Regions from separate parts of the Homo sapiens genome. Here region 1 is linked to region 2. A link is an interaction called in ENCODE POLR2A ChIA-PET data of the cell type or tissue named here. Cell type or tissue: HCT116. All regions are shown on one strand. Each heading gives the region's core, and the rest is flanking DNA. Links, peaks and the distances in the headings are about the cores only.

What was found. ChIA-PET counts read pairs that join two places held together with the same protein. Peaks named below come from ENCODE experiments on the same cell type or tissue, not always from the same donor. Only the 100,000 strongest peaks of a DNase experiment are listed, where the experiment ranks them.
Region 1: POLR2A ChIA-PET joins it to region 2 with 5 read pairs; 8 of 35 experiments call an interaction of 5 or more read pairs at or near these places.

Annotation. Positions count from the first base shown.
Region 1 is chr19:10,706,528-10,710,909 of GRCh38, forward strand. It overlaps QTRT1 (queuine tRNA-ribosyltransferase catalytic subunit 1), which reads left to right. Exons shown (of 10, transcript NM_031209.3): 4 at 775-853; 5 at 973-1,088. Among named protein-coding and RNA genes, the nearest start is that of QTRT1, 7.3 kb to the left of the region's middle. In HCT116, for the core only: no CTCF peak of the experiment used is centred there; no DNase peak of the experiment used is centred there.
Region 2 is chr19:10,514,792-10,519,173 of GRCh38, forward strand. It overlaps S1PR5 (sphingosine-1-phosphate receptor 5), which reads right to left and starts at 2,656. Exons shown (of 2, transcript NM_030760.5): 1 at 2,607-2,656; 2 at 1-238. The coding sequence starts at 220. RefSeq lists enhancers at 1-539, 540-1,133, 4,001-4,382. In HCT116, for the core only: no CTCF peak of the experiment used is centred there; no DNase peak of the experiment used is centred there; H3K4me3 peaks cover 2,032 bases; H3K27ac peaks cover 1,227 bases.

The sequences.
Region 1 (4,382 bases), core at 210-4,209, 190 kb after region 2:
ACGCCCGGCTAATTTTTGTATTTTTAGTAGAGACGGGGTTTCACCACCTTGGCCAGGCTGGTCTCGAACTCCTGACCTCAAATGATCCACCTGGGTTGGCCTTCCAAAGTGCTGAGATGACAAGCGTGAGCCATCGCGCCTGTTTTTTTTTTTTTAACCTTTTTTTTTTTTTTTTAACACAGCCTTGCTCTGTCATCCAGGCTGGAGTGCAGTGGCACAATCTTGGCTCACTGCTACCTCTGTCTCCCAGATTCAAGCTATTCTCCTGTCTCTGCCTTCCAAGCAGCTGGGAATACAGGCACGTGCCATCATACCTGGCTAATTTTTGTGTTTTTAGGAGAGATGGGGTTTCACCATGTTGGCGAGGCTGGTCTTGAACTCCTGACCTCAGATGACCTGCCTGCCTCGGCGTCCCCAAGTGCTGGGATTACAGGCGTAGTCACTGCGCCCAGTCAGCAGAGCCCTGCTGATGGACGTTTGGTTTCCCGGTCTTGCTGTGGCACGCCACATAGCAAGGGATCCCTTTGTATATTTTAGGATTTTATTTTGTGTAACAGGATAGGATTTTAAGCTGGGGAGAGGCAGGATCAAAGGCACATTCTGTAAAGCTCCTTCTGGCTGCTGTATAAACAGACCGGGAAAGTCACGTGGGAGTTAGCAAGACGGGGGATGGGGGGATGCTCTTGGGGAAGTCCAACTTGTCCCCATGTGACGGCAGGCTTTCCCCAAGCATTGCGGGCTTTCCCAGTGATGTTGCCCCCATCTCACCATCAGGCTCGGACATCATCATGCAGCTGGACGACGTGGTTAGCAGTACTGTGACTGGGCCACGTGTGGAGGAGGCCATGTACAGGTGTGTATATGCTGTGTGCATGTGTGGGATATGTGGTGGGAGGGGATCCTGGTCCCTGTAGCCTTGTCTCCTACCCCCTCACCAGGCCCCTGGGGCTTGTGACTGGGGCCCTGTTGCAGGTCAATCCGCTGGCTGGACCGGTGCATTGCAGCCCATCAGCGGCCGGACAAGCAGAACCTCTTCGCCATTATCCAGGGTGGGCTGGACGCAGATCTCCGGGCCACCTGCCTTGAAGGTAGAGCCATGCGCTGGCAGGCCCAGGGCTTGGCCATCGCGGAGGTCCCCACATGGGCCTGGCGTATGGCGGGACTGGATTGCTAATGTGTAGAAGGGCACTGCGCTAGAAAAAATAGCCGGAGCAAAGGCTCTCGGGCCACGTGCAGTAGAATGTATTGAGAGAATGGCCATGATTCCAGTAGTTAATGATCTTCTAGGTTTTTTGTTTGTTTGTTTTTGTTTTTTTTTTTGAGACGGAGTCTCAGGTGATCCACCCCCCTTGGCCTCCCAAAGTGCTGGGATTATAGTCATGAGCCACCGCGCCCAGCCTATTTATGTATTTATTTATTTTACTTTTTTTTTTTTTGGAGGGTGGAGTCTTGCACTGTCGCCCAGGCTGGAGTGCTGTGGCGCGATCTCGGCTCACTGCAACCTCTGCCTCCCTGCAACCTCCGCCTCCCGGGTTCAATCTATTCTCCTGCCTCAGCCTCCTGAGTAGCTGGGACTACAGGCACCCGCCACCAGGCCCGGCTAATTTTTGTATTTTTAGTAGAGACAGGGTTTCACCATTTTGGCCAGGCTGGTTTCAAACTCCTGACCTTGTGATCTGCCTGCCTCGGCCTCCCAAAGTGCTGGGATTACAGGCGTGAGCCACCGTACCTGGCCTCTTTATTTATTTTTGAGACACGGTCTTACTCTGTTGCTCCTCCTGGAGTGCAGTGGCTAGGTCAAAGCTCACTGCAGCCTCAAACTCCTGGGATCAAGCAGTCCTGCTTCAGCTTTCCAAAGTGCTTGGAATATAGGTGCACGCCGGTGTGTCCAGCCATGCATTACCTTTTACATGCAATGCTTTCTGGTGTTTTCTTTTCTCTTTCATTTAAAAACAACGACAACAACCCGTGCGTCATCAAAGTCATTTCTCAACCACCTGCAGTTTGACAAGCACCGCCCCATGGGGTGCTTCTCAAAGTGCTCTGAGGCTTACCTGCCCCAGCACAAACTACTGAAAGTCCTGGTAAAATGCAGCTCCCCTTCCCATGATCCGACCAGAGTTGGAGCTAGGGAAGGCCTAGGAATCTGCATGTAAACACCCTGTGTCCAGTTGGAGGATGCTCACATTACCTTCAAAACCTGGCCCCAGACAACGCCTGCATTCCTTTTTTTTTTTTTCTTTTTTTTTTTTTTTGAGACGGAGTTTCGCTCTTGTTGCCCAGGCTGGAGTGCAGTGGCGTGATCTCAGGTCACTGCAACCTCCACCTTCCGGTTTCAAGTGATTCTCCTGCCTCAGCCTCCTGAGTAGCTGAGATTACAGGCATGCACCACCATGCCTGGCTAATTTTTGTATTTTTAGTAGGGACAGGGTTTCACCATGTTGGCTAGGCTGGTCTTGAACTCCTGACCTCGTGATCCACCCCCACCTTGGCCTCCAGAGTGCTGGGATTACAGGCTTGAGCCACTGCACCTGGCCAACACCTGCGTTCTTGATGGCATGGCCTCTTCGGGTTGAACTGGGCAGCTGGGGCACAAGATAAGCCTGGACTTGGAGGCCAGACCCAGGTTTGAATCCAGCCTTTGGCATATGTAGCCTTGGACTAGTGGTTTAAGCTCTGCAAGCCTCAATTTCCTCTTGTTTCAGGCAAGTTGAACAATAGCACAATTCTGCAGCCCCTTCTGTGTCATCCAGGTCCTCAGAGCGAAAGTCTAAAATCCAGAACATTGGCCGGGTACCATAGCTCACACCTGAATCCCAGCACTTTAGGAGGCCAAGGCAAGAGGATTGCTTGAGACCAGTCTGGGTGACATAGTGAGATCCCATCTCTAAAAAAAGAGAATTGGGCCAGGCACGCTGGCTCACGCCTGTAATCCCAGTACTTTGTGAGGCCAAGGCGGGCAGATCACGTGGTCAGGAGTTCGAGACCAGCCTGGCCAACATGGTAAAACCCCGTTTCTACTAAAAATACAAAAATTAGGCCGGGCGTGGTGGCTCGCGCCTGTAATCCCAGCACTTTGGGAGGCTGAGGCGGGCAAATCATTGAGGTCGGGAGATCGAGACCAACCTGGCTAACACGGTGAAACCCCATCTCTACTAAAAAATAGAAAAAATTAGCTGGGCGTGGTGGCGGGCGCCTGTAGTCTCAGCTACTCGGGAGGCCGAGGCAGGAGAATGGCGTGAACCTGGGAGACAGAGCTTGCAGTGAGCCGAGATTGTGCCACTGCACTCCAGCCTGGGCAACAAAGTGAGACTCCATCTCAAAAAAAAAAAAATTAGCCAGGCATGGTGGTGGGCACCTGTAATCTTAGCTACTCGGGAGGCTGAGGCAGGAGAATCATTTGAACCCGGGAGGTGGAGGTTACAGTGAGCTGAGATCACACCACTGCACTCCAGCCTGGGCGACAGAGCAAGAATCTGTCTCAAAAAAAAAGAAAAAAAGAAAATTAGCACGCAAGCATGGGAGTGTGTGCCTGTGATCCTAGATACTTGGGAGGCTGAGGTGGGAGGATCGCTTGAGCCCAGGGGTTGGTGGCTGCAGTGAGCTATGATGACATCACTGTACTGCAGTCTGGGTAACACAGTGAGACCCTGTCTCAAAAAAAAAGAAGAAAAGAAAAGAGAAAAAACTTAGAATGCCCTGAAAAATTTGCAACTCATTTCATGGCTAACTTAGATCTCTCATTTTTTATCCCAGTTGTTACAAGTATTCACATATTTTTATTTTTATTTATTTTTTATTTTTTTGAGATGGAGTTTTGCTCTTGTTGTCCAGGCTGGAGTGCAGTGGCACCATCTCGGCTCACTGCAACCTCTGCCTTCTGGTTTCAAGCGATTCTCCTGCTTCAGCCTCCCGAGTAGCTGGGATTACAGGCACCAGCCACCACGCCTGGCCAATTTTTGTATTTTTAGTAGGGATGGGGTTTCACCATGTTGGCCAGGCTGGTCTCGAACTCCTGACCTCGTGATCCACCTGCCTTGGCCTCCCAAAGTGCTGGGATTACAGGCGTGAGCCATGTGCCCAGCCTATTTTTATTTTTTAAATTTTACTTTGGCCGGGCGTGGTGGCTCATGCCTGTAATCCTGGCACTTTGGGAGGCTGCAGTGGGCGGATTACCTGAGGTCAGGAGTTCAAGACCAGCCTGCCCAACATGGCGGAACCCTGTCTCTATTAAAAATACAAAAAATTAGCCGGGCATGGTGGTGGGCGACTGTAGTCCCAGCTACTCGGGGGGCTGAGGCAGGAGAATCACTTGAACCCGGGAGGCGAGGGTTGCAGTGAGCCAAGATGGTGCCATTGCACTCCAGCCTGGATGACAAGAG
Region 2 (4,382 bases), core at 79-4,078:
GCAGGAACATGGGAGCGTGGAAGCGCGGGTGGCGTCCGAGCACCAACAACACGGCTAGATTCTCTAGCACGATGAAGGCGCACACCGCCAGGCACACCACGGCGTCGGCGCGCAGGCCGGCACCCGGCTGGTAGCGCGCACCGCGGAGCTTGCCGGTGTAGTTGTAATGCAGGACGATGACCTCGCTCACCGGCGCCGGCCGCAGCAGCCCCGACTCCATGGGCCGCGCGCCCCAAGGCTGTTGGAGAGGCAAGATACGGTGTCAGGCCGCGGTCCCCGTAAGCACGCTCGCAGCAGCCGGCTAAGTCGTGGGAAAGGGGCCCTACCCACTGACCATCACCCCCTATACATGGTGTCCAAGGGGGAGTTCAGGATGGAGGGATAGAGTCCGTGGAGACAGACATACACACAAATAATATCACGAGGGAACAAGGTGACATAGTCCCAAAAAAAGGGACATTAATAACACATGAATGGCTGGGCGCGGTGGTTCACACATGGCTGGGCGCGGTGGCTCAGGCCTGTAATCCCCGCCTGTAATCCCCCCAGGCTCAGGCCTGAGGCAGTGGCTCAGGCCTGGGAGGCCAAGGGGGGCAGATCACGAGGTCAGGAGATCGAGACCATCCTGGCTAACACGGTGAACCCCTCCGTCTCTGCTAAAAACACAAAAAATTAGCCAGGCATGGTGGCACGTGCCTGTAGTCCCAGCTACTCCAGAGGCTGAGGCAGAAGAATCATTTGAACCCAGGAGGCGGAGGTTGCAGTGAGCCGAGATCGCATCACTGCACTCCAACCTAGGTGGCAGAGCGAGACTCTGTCTCAAAACACCCCCCCTCCCCACCAAACACACACACGGCTGGGTGTGGTGGCTCACTCCTGTAATTCCAGCACTTTGGGAGGCTGAGGCGGGAGGATTGTTTGAGGCCCAGGAGTTCGAGATTAGCCTGGACAACATAGGAGAACCCCGTTTCTACAAAAATTAGCCGGGACGTGTTGGTGTATGCCTATAGTCCAAGCTACTCAGTGGAGTCCCAGCTGAGGTGAGAGGATCACTTGAGCCCGCGGGGTCAAGGCTGCAGTCAGTGAGCATTGATTGTGCCACTGTACTCCAGCCAGGACAACAGAGCAAGACTTTGTCTCAAACACACACACACAAACACACAAGCAGGGAGTTCCAGAGACGTAACAGTAAACACACAGAACGCACACAAACGCAACACACACAGAAAGAGACACACAAATACAGCGACACACTACAAGGGCAAAACACACAGTCACACACTATCAGGGAAACTAAAAAATACATCATACAGGAACAGAGTGACGCAGGCAGAAAAACACAGCGACCAAAATTCAGTCACACGAATACAGGGTCTCCCACCCAGTGGCACAGGCCACAATTTCACAACCTCCACTCACACTAGCCTGGGGCCCAGTGCACCACACTCCACACTCTTGTCTCACTGCATACAAAGCTTTTTCCTGCCAAAACCCCCTCATCCACCCAAAACCCCATGAGAAAGTTGCTCCTTGGCCAGGCACAGTGGCTTTCGCCTGTAATCCCAGCACTTTGGGAGGCCGAGGTGGGAGTATCACTTGAGCCCAGGAGTTCGACACCAGCTTGGGCAACATACTAAGACTTCATCTCTACAAAAAAATTTAAAAATTAGCCAGGTGTGGTGTTATGCCCCTATAGTCCCAGCTACTCAAGAGACTGAGGCGGGAGGATCACTTGAGCCTGGGAGGCCGAGGCTGCAGTGAGCCATGATCGCACCCCTGCTCTCCAGCCTGGGTGACAAGAGAGAAACTCCGTCTCAAAAAAAAAAAAAAAAAAAAAAGTTGATCCTATTCACTCATTTTACTAAGGCAGAGCCTGAGGACAGGAGAGAGAATCCACAAGAGGCAAACAGACTCTTACAGAGGGGCACACATGTCATTAAACTGTAATAACACTCCTCACCTGCCTCTGTGACCTTATTAATCCCCACTTCCTTTAGTCCTAATTTACAGATGAGAAAACTGAAGCTCAAAAGAAATGCTTCGTATCGAAGCAGGCGCAAAGGTTTCCATGCTCCCACACAAACATCCATGCACAAATAGTCCCCATGCAAGTCCAGATGAGAAAGCCAAGGCCTGGGGAGGGGAATGGATCTCTTTTGCACAAGGCAGGGATGCGGACATCCCAGAGAGCTTCAGTCACACACAGAGAATCAAGGCAGGCAAACATAGACAGGAAGTCGCTGGCTCACCCATGCTGGAGGTGGGGAGCCCAAATACAGGGAGACAGGGTTACACATGCTCTGAGGGGGAGGCCAACCCCATCCGCCCAGCTTGCCCGGCAGCAGGACTGAAGTATGGAAACTTGCAGTGGCCCGGCCAGGAGGGGGTGGCCAGGGGATTCCAGCCACCTTCACCCCGTATCCCAGGTCCTGCACCCAGCTGGGGAGCCCCCAGCTTCCCCCTCCCCAGAGGCCTCCAGGAAAAGTTCGGAGAACTCCCTGCAAGGAGTGGTGCGCCTTTTTAGACCGGGAAAGTGGCCGCCAGGGCGACCCCCTCCGGGTCAGGCCCAGCCCAGCGCCCCCAAAGGTCCAGTGCAGTCCACTCACTCTGCGCCCTGGTCGTGCGCCACCCGCAGTCGCGCTGCCTTGAACCGAGTGAGCGGACGCCGCTCCGGGGGCGGGGCTGGAGCTGGCAGGCGAGGGGGCGGGCCAGCGACGCAAAGGGCCGGCGGTCGCCAGCAGTTGCCCCCTCCCCTTGGGTCCCGGGCACTCAGCCCATGGCTGCCAGCCTGTGCCACTCGCCGCGGCACCGGAGCGCGCCCCGGCGGCGACTGGCACAGGCGAGCCCTCAGCTGCCCCCTCCGGGCCTGGGCTGTCCTCCCAGGGACGCTCCATCGCGGTGGGAGGACTCGGAGAGGCGGGAAAGGGAGGGTTCTGCAGCAGGGCGGTCGCAGCCTGAGCCTCTTCTCCCCAGCGGAGGGGTCTCCTCTGTCCTGGGTGTCCGGGCACTGCGCCCTCCCATTGCCCACCCACCTGTGAACTGAGCTTCCTGGGCTGCACCCCAAGGACGCCCCGTCGATGATTCGGAGGGGTCTTCAGTGGGTTGCTTAGCAGGAGTCTTCAGTGGGGGCCACCTTAGCCTGAGTCCTCTCCCACCAGCAGATAGGTTCCCGCTGCTCCCGGGCACAGGCCCCTCCCAATTTCCCGCTCCCGCCCCCGGCTCAGGGCGAGTGGGGGTGGGGCGGGCCCGGGCAGGATTGTGATGGGAACTTGCCGCTCCTCAGATAAGGAGGGTCTCTCCTGTCCCACCCCCTGGATTCCGTGTTCCCCCGACCGATTCTCTCCCACCCTTATCGCTGACGACAAAGTGATTTACTCATTAATGGTGTTTCTGGGCTGTGTCCTTAGCAGACAGTAAACCCCAGCAATGTAAGAATTTCTTTTTTTTTTTTTTTTTTGAGACAAGATCTTGCTCTGTGGCCCAGAGTGGAGTGCAGTGGCAACATCATAAGTCACTGCAGTCTCGACCTCCGCGGCTCAAGCCATCCTCCCATCTCAGCCGGCTGAACGTAGCTGCTGGGACTCCAGTCGCTTGCAACCATGCCCAGATAATGAATGAGTGTCTCCCTCACTTCCTCTGTATCTCTCTCAGGAGGATCTCAGAGTCTCTCGCCTGCGTGTCTCTTTGTCTCTGCGTGTCTCTTTGCCTCTGCGTGTCTCTTTGTTGCTGTCTGTGATGCTCTCCCACGCCTCTCCCAGGCCACTGCTCCTCCAACGACCAGTCCCGCTGGCCCCGAAACGCCCCCACCCCGACTTCCCAGGAACTTCCAGACGGTCCCAGCTCTTCCACCCTCAGATTCAGGAAGGGAGGCTGGGTCCCGCTGCTGCGACCTTCTCCAGGACCGTGCCCTTTGCCCCTGATGCTTCAGGCCCTGCTGGCCGCGGGTGGGGTGAGGGCGCCCCAGGAGAGATGAGCCAGAGGCTGAGAATAAGTGTGGATCCGGGATACCCTCGTGGGAGGAAACTCAGGGGGCACTCAGGCCGGGTCAGGCCCCCATGTAGCCCCTTGGGGATCCCAGCCCTCCTGCCCCCGCTGTTCCCTCGGTGGGCAGAACCTTTCCTGCCTGCTCTGCTCAAAGACACAGCCAATGGGACCCGCAGGGTGGGACGGTGTTAACCCTTCAGTGCCAGGTTCCCCAGTCCTGTGGACCAAGCCAACTCCAATGGTGCCCACTGGGATGACCCCTGAAGATCTCCCAGCATGGCTGTGGCTGGCACCCAGTAGGTGCTCAATAAATGACCTCCTTCTGTAAAGGGGAAGCCGCGCCCCAGGGTGGGGAGGTGGCTGCTTCACACCTCCCAGGCGCCAATCTCACTTCTCTC